Regions from separate parts of the Homo sapiens genome. Here region 2 is linked to region 1. A link is a contact called in ENCODE Hi-C or POLR2A ChIA-PET data. All regions are on one chromosome and are shown on one strand. Each heading gives the region's core, a stretch centred on a gene start or an enhancer-like site at or near the end of the contact. The rest is flanking DNA. Distances are from core to core; before and after follow the strand shown. Region 1 has its middle 27 kb from the start of YES1. Region 2 overlaps LOC107985165 (a long non-coding RNA gene).

Evidence for each region. Hi-C counts contacts between places; a loop is a spot of excess contacts on that map. ChIA-PET counts read pairs that join two places held with the same protein, here RNA polymerase II (POLR2A). Pooled maps may share reads with other maps.
Region 2: a pooled map shows a loop between it and region 1 (6-fold over the local background). The contact joins two enhancer-like sites. A Hi-C loop is called at or near these places in 6 of 50 pooled maps. POLR2A ChIA-PET finds 5 or more read pairs at or near these places in 2 of 52 experiments (OCI-LY7 and activated CD4-positive, alpha-beta T cell).

The regions. Positions count from the first base shown.
Region 1 is chr18:837,139-842,020 of GRCh38, reverse strand. No RefSeq gene overlaps it. Among named protein-coding and RNA genes, the nearest start is that of YES1, 27 kb to the right of the region's middle. Within about 2 kb of position 2,525, at least 2 of the 41 ENCODE cell types and tissues checked have a DNase peak (open chromatin) inside an H3K27ac peak, as active enhancers do.
Region 2 is chr18:959,429-964,715 of GRCh38, reverse strand. All of the region lies in intron 1 of LOC107985165 (a long non-coding RNA gene), which reads right to left. Among named protein-coding and RNA genes, the nearest start is that of LINC01904, 34 kb to the right of the region's middle. Within about 2 kb of position 2,951, at least 3 of the 41 ENCODE cell types and tissues checked have a DNase peak (open chromatin) inside an H3K27ac peak, as active enhancers do.

The DNA of each region.
Region 1 (4,882 bases), core at 1,276-3,775:
CAGAAAGGAGGTTGGGTGTGGCTGTGTAGCAGGACGAGTCGCAGACAAAACTCCTCAGGCACCGGATTAAAGAAGGAAGAGGTTTTTACTTGGCCAGGAGCGTTGGCAGACTCGTGTCTTAAGAGCCGAGCTCCCCGAAAAAGAAATTCCTAGCCCTTTTAAGGGCTTACAACTCTAAGGGGTCCACGTGAAAGGGTCATAATAGATCAAGTAAGCGTGAGGAACGTGACTGGGGGTTACATGCATCAGCTAACAGAACAAAAAGTTTTACAGTTTTACAGTGCTTTCTCATACAGCGCTTTCTCATACAGTGCTTTCTCATTGTATGCTTTCTCATACAATGTCTGGAATGTATAGATAACACCAGTAGTTTTGGTCAGGGGTTATTATTATTATTATTATTATTATTATTTTAACCACCAGGGCCAGGTGTTGGCGCCAAGGTCGTCTAGCTATTTATCTTACTTCTGTTTCTTTCCAACTGTTTGCTTTCTCCCTTTTCTCCTGTCTTATAAACTAGGGGAAGGGGAGGTGGGGGAGAAGCTGGGAAGGACAACAGGAGAAGTGGTGGTCTCATTCCAGCTGGAGTGCCCTGACCAAGTAGAAGAGCAATATGGGATGAAGCTGGAAGTGGGTAAAATTCCCATGTTATGTGGGCTTTGATAAATTGCATGGCCTATGGGACATGAATTTAGAGATGCTCAGTGGGCATGGGTGTGGAATGACAGTGCACACAGTGACTTCACATGCATCAGCTTAAAAATGTCATTGAATCCCTGGGTGAGAATAATACTCCCTAGGGAAATATGGACTGTGGACAGCACCTTCAGGAAGGTTAAACTTCAAGAGGCATGATAGAGGAGTCAGTATAACATCAGAGAGTAAGAGCTCAACCTCTGAACACCAGTGTCTCTGGGTTTGAATCTGTTACTTTCTGTAGAACATGGACAAGTTATTTAACTTTTCTGAGTCATGGGCTCATCATGTAAAACGGAAATTTAAAGTACTGATGTCAAGAAGCCATTCAGAGGATTACACTATAAAATGTATGCAAACTATTACAGTGCCTGGCACTTAGGAGGGGCTCAGTAAATGGCAAACAAGAACTTACACAAACACACACATACACACTCGCATTTTCAAAAAAAAAACTGAAAAGGGATTTTTAAAGAGGAAGAATAAGAGTCTGGATAATAGTGTCACTGAAGCCAATTGAAGAGAGAGTTAAAAGATGAAGATATGGCTAGGCACAGTGGCCCACACCTGCAAGCCTAGCACTTTGCGAGGCTGAGGCAGGAGAATTGCTTGAGCCCAGGAGGTTGAGACTATGAACCCTGAACTCCTGGGCTCAAGAGATCCTCCTGATTCAGATTCCTGAGTATGTGGGACTACAGGCATGCACTGCCACAGCTGGCTAATTTTTCTTTTTTTTTTCTTTTTTTTTTTGTAGATGTGGGGTCTCCCTATCTTGCCCAGTTCATCTCAGGCTGCTGGGCTCAATGGATCCTCCTGCCTCAGCCTCCCAAAGTACTGGGATTATAGGCATGAGCCACCACACCTAGCCTATAGTTTTTAATCCACAAGTTTCTCATAAAGAAAATAAAATGACCATAAATGTAAAGGAACTGAGCTCTTGCAAGGAGTTTTTGAAGCTACTTCTTTGGAGGGTACATTTTTAGTCTGAAACTTTTCTGGAAAAAAAAAAGTAGGAGTTAAACAAAGGGAGTGGGTATCTGTAGTCCAAAGCCAGAGGCACTGTTATCTCTTTCCTTGAGGGTTCAGGGACTAACACAATGACAGAAAAACTCCCTCCCACTTCCGCTCTATTATCATTTTATATCATTTGTTTTGTGACAGAGCCTGTGTTGCAGACACCTTCTATGCCCATGGATAGGAAATTAACAATCCAAGGCCATTTTCAGAATTTTTTGTTCCAGTAACCCTTCTGAATCATACACCTGGCTCTCCAGTATTACCAATCAGCCATTTTAAAAATTATTTAGAGACAAAAGAGGCTGTCGTGGCTCATTGTAGAGTGACCCTGACTTCATCGCCACTCAACAAGTGCTGGAACATAAACAGCACACACATCAGATCAGTTTTATAACTATTCTGGGAAACACATGAGATAGGCCTGAATATGAAAATGAAGTCATTTTCAAGGTCACTGTTTCAATAAAGGAAAACCTAATTGAAGCAAGCTGATTGTAAGTAAGTTCTGACTAATAGCATGGGCCTTCTCTCTCCAACAGGCTGCATATGCCATAAATTATTCACATATGTGGATGAGTTATTCTGATTTTCATGATGAGATCCTGGCTACTGTGCCATGTTCAGCTCATCCTCAATTTATTCTAACAAAAGAGCTCTCTTACCCTGGTTAGGGCACCCTGTCCCCTGGAGAGATTGTTCTCTAATGTAAATAGAAGCCCATCTAGCAAGCTGCCTGGGTTCTCACGTCCCGCTGAGCCCGCTAACGGCACTGCCAGTTTTGACCACCAGGTGGCGCCCGCAGAGCTCCACAGACGCTGCACAGCTGTGAACTCAACTCCAGCCCTCAGGGAAGGCAGCTCGCAAAGACCTAGGGCAGCCCGCCGATTTCCCAAAAAGAGCACTGAGAACCCAGCAAGGTGAGGGCCTAGCCCAAACTACACTGCTAGTTTGGAGGAGACAGAACTATGCCTCCTGATATGGTTTGGCTGTGTCCTCACCCAAATCTCATCTTGAATTGTAGCTCCCAGAATTCCCACGTGTTGCTGGAGGGACCCGGTGGGAGATAATTGAATCATGGGGTCAGTTTCCCCCATACTGTTCTCGTGGTAGTGAATAAGTCTCACGAGATCTGATGGCTTTAGAAGAGGGTTCCCCCTTCCCTTGACTCTGTCTCTCTGGCCTGCCCGCCATGTAAGACGTGCCTTTCATTGTGAGGCCTCCCCAACCACGTGAAACTGTGAGTCCATTAAACCTCTTTTTCTTTATAAATTACCCAGTCTCAGGTATGTCTTTATCAGCAGCGTGAAAACGGACTGATACACCTCCTCACTGTCAAACCCAAGTTCATCCAGCCAAACCAAAGTGGTTTTCAAACCAGAAGCAAAAAACAAGCAACACCACTTTTTTTAGTCAAATTTTATTGATAAAATATACTTTTGTCACTGCCCCCATCCACCCCACCCACGCCCCCACGTCTCAACAAATGAAAATGGAGTCGCCCTGATTGAAAGAATCATTCCTGAGGCATCGCTGAAGAACCATCAGGTTCCTCAGAAGAGTTTGAAAATGATTGATGAGGCTAGGTGCAGCGGCTCACACCTGTAATCCCAGCACTTTGGGAGGCCCAAGGCGGGTGGACTGCTTGAGGCCAGGAGTTTGAGACCAGCCTGGCCAACATGGCCAGTAGAGAAACCCCATCTCTACTAAAAATACAAAAATTAGCTGGGTGCCTGTAATCCCAGCTACTGGGGAGGCTAAGGCAGGAGAATTACTTGAACCTGGGAGGCAGAGGTTGCAGTGAGCCAAGGTCCCACCACTGCACTCCAGCCTGGGCAACAGAGGGAGATTCTGTATCAAAAAAAAATAAAAAATAAAAATAAGAAAGAAGAAGAAAATGATTGATGGAGTGGAATAAACTCTGAGCCGGGAGCCCTCAAACATGCTTGTCGTATTGATATTCTCTCTGTGGTCATAATTCTCTTCCCTGTTGCATTTCCACCTCCTCCACAGCCTCTAAATCTCCCCTGGACTCTGCCAGGGCTCAGACACCTGATGTCCCCCTGACCTCTGAGTTTACGAACCCCAACCTGGATCACAGTTGAACCATGTGGCCACAGTCATGGGAGCACTGGAGATTCTCCAGCCCCTGGCCCTTCTGCCCCACCTCCCTGGCTAATGCCTTACCTTGGCTTCTTCCTGCTGCTGAGTTCTGCCAAAAAAAATAAAATAGTCACTAGTTGGTTCTGTTACAAAATTAATGGTTTCCAGCTTTAGCTGGGCCACTGACACTATGAACACCGCTTTGCAGCTCTAGTGGGTTTCTTTTTCCATGCCTCACAGAGATGACCTGGCCATCCAACCCATTCCTTGCTTCTATCACTGTTAACACAAAACTGAGTCCTCACTGCATGCCAGATATTATTCCAAAAACATCATAGGTACTAACTCCTTTAACCTTCGCAACAGTCCTACAGGGCAGAAAAAAATCCCCATTTTACAAATGAGAATCAGAAGAACAGAGATCAAAGGACTGAGAATGTGAGCCTAGGTCATCTGGCTGTAAAACCTATGTTCTTGGTCACCAGTGCCATGTGGCCTCTGGTGACTGTGCCTGAAGTGCCACTTAGAAAATAGAAGCTCTCTAGTTCTAGATCCCTGAGGAATCGCCACACTGACTTCCACAATGGTTGAACTAGTTTACAGTCCCACCAACAGTGTAAAAGTGTTCCAGCCATCCCATTACTGGGTATATACCCAAAGGACTATAAATCATGCTGTTATAAAGACACATGCACACGTATGTTTATTGCGGCACTATTCACAATAGCAAAGACTTGGAACCAACCCAAATGTCCAACAATGATAGACTGGATTAAGAAAATGTGGCACTGGCCGGGCGCGGTGGCTCACGCCTGTAATCCCAGCACTTTGGGAGGCCGAGGCGGGTGGATCATGAGGTCAGGAGATCGAGACCATCCTGGCTAACAAGGTGAAACCCCGTCTCTACTAAAAATACAAAAAATTAGCCGGGCGCGGTGGCGGGCGCCTGTAGTCCCAGCTACTCGGGAGGCTGAGGCAGGAGAATGGCGTGAACCCGGGAAGCGGAGCTTGCAGTGAGCCGAGATTGCGCCACTGCAGTCCGCAGTCCGGCCTGGGCGACAGAGCGAGA
Region 2 (5,287 bases), core at 1,702-4,201, 120 kb before region 1:
ATGAAGAAGCATCTTCTTCTCTCAAAGAGCTCAGAGTCGAGGGGTGAACCTAGAGCAGTAAATGCAAGGACAAGGGAAAGCACCAAGTATTATGGAACACAAAGAAGGGCTACACCTCCCGTCCTGAAGAGGTGAAAAGGAGTCTCTTGGAAAGGCCACATCTGTACCAAATTTTGAAGTAGCAGTGAGCCAGTTACAGAAGGGAGAGATGATAGAAACAATAATGATGTTAATAATTATAATACCACGTATTCTCATGTGTCTTTACAACTTACAAAATATTGCAATGAAACTGATTGGTAATTGGTCCAAAATGTGAGCACATGAGCTGCACCAGACCAATCAGGGTTCTTTCCTGCCTGAGCTAATGGGGAATTGTGTGTTTATCTGTCTGGTTATAACAAAGGTGAGAAGACAGAGCTGCCTGCTGCCATGTCCAGAGCTGAGTGGAGAAGCAGCTGTCAGGAGAGAATGAAGTTAGCAAGCAGAGGCAGAAATGAGAAAGATCATGTTTGATATGCTGGATCTAGTTGTCCCTAAAGCCAGCTCCCCTTGCCATTACATGCACTGATGATGACAGTAAATACTAATAATAATATTGCTAATGAGCATGTATTGAGAGCTTAATATGTACTAAAGGCTGTGCCAAGCTCCTCACACTGCCAGTAGCACAAAATTCTTTTATAAAATGTGGGCAAATATAGAGCAGTTGCCAGACAAGGAAGAAATCAGCTACTTTAACTGCCTATTTCTTATCAAATTAAATTAAATCTCTGCTTAGCCAACAGCTAAGAACTGTGTCTCACTTAAGCAGCATCACTGGATAGTCAGTATAGACAATGAAATCTGGTTGTTTGGTGCTATTTTTTAAATCTTCTTGCCTTTATTTGTTCTGTAAGTCCAAAGAGGCTTTGTCTAAAGGCAATTATTTATTTTTTTACCAGGTCAATGACTTTTATTAACATGATATAAAAAATTTTAGTGTGATATACAGAAATCTCAGAAAGTAATTGTAAAACATTTTAATGCACTTCTTAAAATCTTAATTTACAAGACATTTTGTCTTACCACCACTGACCTTTCAATACAAAAACTTTACAATTTTTGTTTGCCAATTATTTAAATATAGCCCACTTTTGATCCCTTGCAGACTTGTATTTGGGGGATAAAAGGAGAGATTGGTTCTATAGGATGCTCCTCAACCTGGCATGCTTCCCAATCCATTGTCAACTTACTGCTCACCAGTGCTCTCTGACATCTCCCAGGCCACCAGCCCCACTCCAGCCCCATGCCAAACTCATCTTAAGATAAATGCCTGTACAGTACTCTGCCGGCAATAGCTCCTCAGGTATGAATTTAACTCTGTTCGTCTGTACAGCTCAAACAAGGTGTTACTCTCTAGTAATGTCTGAAGGATCTTTGAAATAGTCCCCCTGTCCTTTTCTCTTGCCAGGTGCAAATTCTTCCTTCATCAGCAAAGACAATTTGCTCTGGGACACGGCTCCAAATTGCCTGCATGCTCATTTATGCTGTGGGAGAACAGCATAAATGCTCCTTTTTCACTGTTCTACTACTTACTGCTGTTGCCAAAGACACCAGAAGCCAAGTCAGTTTCTACACTACACAAAGAATTAGAAAAATAACAACAATACAAACACACAGTGGTTTGGTCCTTAACCGTATTCTGAGTACATATGATTTTAATACAATGTGAATTCTAAAATGTGGCCTGGACAGATAGTTTTATTCCTCTTTTACAGATAACAGAGAGCGCAAACAACTTGTTCAAGGTCATTGGACTGAAAGTGACAGAGCCAGGACTCTGTCCCACATGCAAAGACTCCACGCATCATGCCTATGATACTCAGAGAAGAAGGCTATCATTATAAAGACCTATACTTGATGCTAGAAATTCAAGACGAGCCTGGGCAACATAGCAAGGCTCTCATCTCCACAAAAAAGAAAAAAAATTAAAAATAGGCATAGTGAAGCACACTGGTGGTAGTCTTAGCTACTCAGGAGACTAAGGTGGGAGGATCCCCGAGCCAAGGAGTTTGAGGCTGCAGTGAGCTATGCAAATACCACTGCACTCCAACCTGTGCAACAGAGAAAGACCCCGTCTCTAAGAAAAAAAAAAAAATCCAAATCCCAAAAAAACCTAACCAATAATAAAAATCATTTCAGTTTACAACCTTGGTGGATTTTTCTTTCCTTCATATTCTTTTTGGGATATATGATGCTTGTCTTTAATACATACATATTATGTTTGAAGAAAAACTATTTAATATTTATCCCATTTGGATAAACAGTCCAAAATGTTTCCAAAAATAACAATTCATTCTTATTAAAAGCTCTGTGTGGAGTGAACAGCGGTGGCACTTATGTAAACCATTCCTCATTTCGTACTTGGAAATGAAAAGATAGAAGCAGCACAAACTGTCAGATAGAAAATGTTTTTCCAAAATAAGCCCTTCTGAAATGGCTTTTGGAGTAAAATGTCTGAGTACCCCCCACACTTCACATTCTCGGCAGATAAGTCACAAAACTCCCAAGGGGGAAAAAAAAATGTTTTCTTCTCAGTTCCTTCCCCGGGAGAGATTTTAAATGTTGATCGCATTCTCATTAGAGAAATAGCGTTCATTTGAGAAGAAGAGTTTTCTCATCCTGTTCAAAACGATTCGTGCACAACACAAGAGACTGGAGCAACACAATCATCAGATAAAACCATTTTGGTGGTGTCCCTAGCGCCCTGAAGGAAGAAACAAGGGAAAGACAAGATGACAGGACCCTCACGCGGCCGATCACAGAGGGCTGTGCCACAGAGCAGTTGTGCCCTCTGCATCCGGCACAGAGACAGCCAAAGAACGCTTGCTTTCTTTTTTAACTGAAAAGTTAAAAGTTTTTTAACTGAAAAGTTAAAAACAACGAAATTATGCCGGTGACAGTTCCGATGCTAGCCTCCAGGGGTCGCTGTTAAATTTCGTAGCTACTTCAACCAGCAAGTCTCCAAAGAGCCAAGTCAAAAACATTTTTCTCCAGCCAGAGCTTTCATAACCCTTTCCAAATACAGACAACATCTAATGACAGAATATTTTAGGATCTTAATGTTCCTTGACAGGTCTATTATTACTTTCTGAAACAACCTTGAATATCATGGCTTTTTGCAGTTTTCTTTAATTTCAAGGAGCAAAAAGTGATTTTTTTAATACCTCACAATTAAGAAAGTAACATAACCTGCATGACTTATGAGGCTTCCATTAATAATACTTATTGCTTCTTCCCCTAAAATCCTCTACTTCCCATTTCTATACGATTTATAAACACACAGAAAAGGAAGGATAAATTTGAACATGGACAGAAAGGAGGCCCAGAAAACAACTCAATAGGATTATACCCTCTTCATATATGCATGTATACACATATATAATCTATATAAACAGAATCATATATTTAATCATAAATAGAATCATATAATTTTGCATGTATGTATAAATAGAATATATATAATTTATATAAATATATAGAATATTTGTGGACATAAAAATAGAATTATATATCATATAGTCAGTATCCTCACATATGTATGTGGTCAGGCTGTTAAAAATCTCACAATTATTAACAGATATTAATATATTATTTTTAAATTAACAGCGAGTATACAAAAGTAGCAAGATAATTTAATCTCAGTATCACTAATTACCAAGGACACTTAAGCAACCAAAAACTGAGCAGTCATTTTAAACATAAGTGTATTTACATTTATTTCTGGTCCATAACAACTTTTTCCCAACTGTATTCCCTTGTCAAAGAAGTTTTGAAATGCTACAAACCATTCCTCACTTTTGGAAAGGTAAAATGCACAGAGAGAAATCTGTTAAACTTTGTTTATTCAACCTAGCATTTCTCAAACTTATTTGAGCACCAAACATATTCTTCATTGACTACCTTTTAATTTCTCATGCAATGTATTATAATAAACTATAAAAACAGCATTATAAATACAGTTTGGAAAATACTGGCCTAGGGTATTCTTGCTAAGAATATTTAAGAATTTGTGAATACTGTATATAAATATTTATTTTGTTCTTGATTCTCAAAGTTTCTTTTGGGAAATTATTTTATTATCCAGAGAATCTATGTCAGTATATATTGTAATCTAAATTTGTCCGTTTCTTCTCCATGTATCATGCTGTAATGCTATAAAAATTCACACTTGTGTACTAAGCTTTATCAATTCCACATAATGGTAATATTTTATATTCCTCCAAAATAAGCTGGAAGTATACTGCAGGTATTTTGTAACACATTTTTTCTATCACTACTGTGACACAGGTGGAAATTAATTGTTCCATTTCACAGATGTAGAAAAAGCATCTTAGAGAGTGAGTCACAAGCAAAGTTGGAAATAAAACTCATTTATTGAGCCTTCAGAATGTAATTTTTCATCCAGGTGGCAATGTTCCTCTACGAATTAAAAGCATGATTCTCTCTGTGTGTGGCCATCTTCTTGGGAAAAAGTAAAATAAAATAAAGAACAAGTGAAAAGCACTCTTGATGGAATCTTCTCCACAATAGAAATGTTTGATCCAGGATCTTTCCCACAGGATTCTGATAAGAAGCTAAGGGAGCACCGCCGAGAGCCGGGGAGAGAGCACGTGGTGATATAATTCTAATGGTGAGCCAAAGAGCATAGTATCATTCATCAGTGTCCAACTATCCACTTCCTTTCAAAGAATTACAACTGGAGTTTGCATAGTCATTTGCCCTAGGCCACAAAATGAAATACACAGCAGCCAAATAAGTTGAAATAATTTCAAATCTCTTAAAATAATTTAATCTTCTGCATTCATTGAGTATACTTTAAAAAGTTAATGATTATTAAATCATAGTTATTGTTGCTGTTCTCACTTTCAAATGGTTTGGAGGCTGTCTTTTCAGGAAAAGCTTCCTAATCACTTTCCCAGTTCCTTACATCCTCCTGCATACACACAAACACACACACACACACAGACACACACACAGACACACACACACAGTTATTTTTCAGTCCCTGCCAGGACATTGTCATTCCTTTCAAAAAAAAAAAAAAAATCAGCCTGGCATGGTGGCTCATGCCTGTAATCCCAGCACTTTGGGAGGCCGAGGTGGGTGGATCACCTGAGGTCAGGAGTTCAAGACCAGCCTGGTCAACATGGTGAAACCCCGTCTCTACTAAAAATACAAAAATTAGCCGGGTGTGGTGGTACACACCTGTAATCCCAGCTATTCGGAAGGCTGAGGCAGGAGA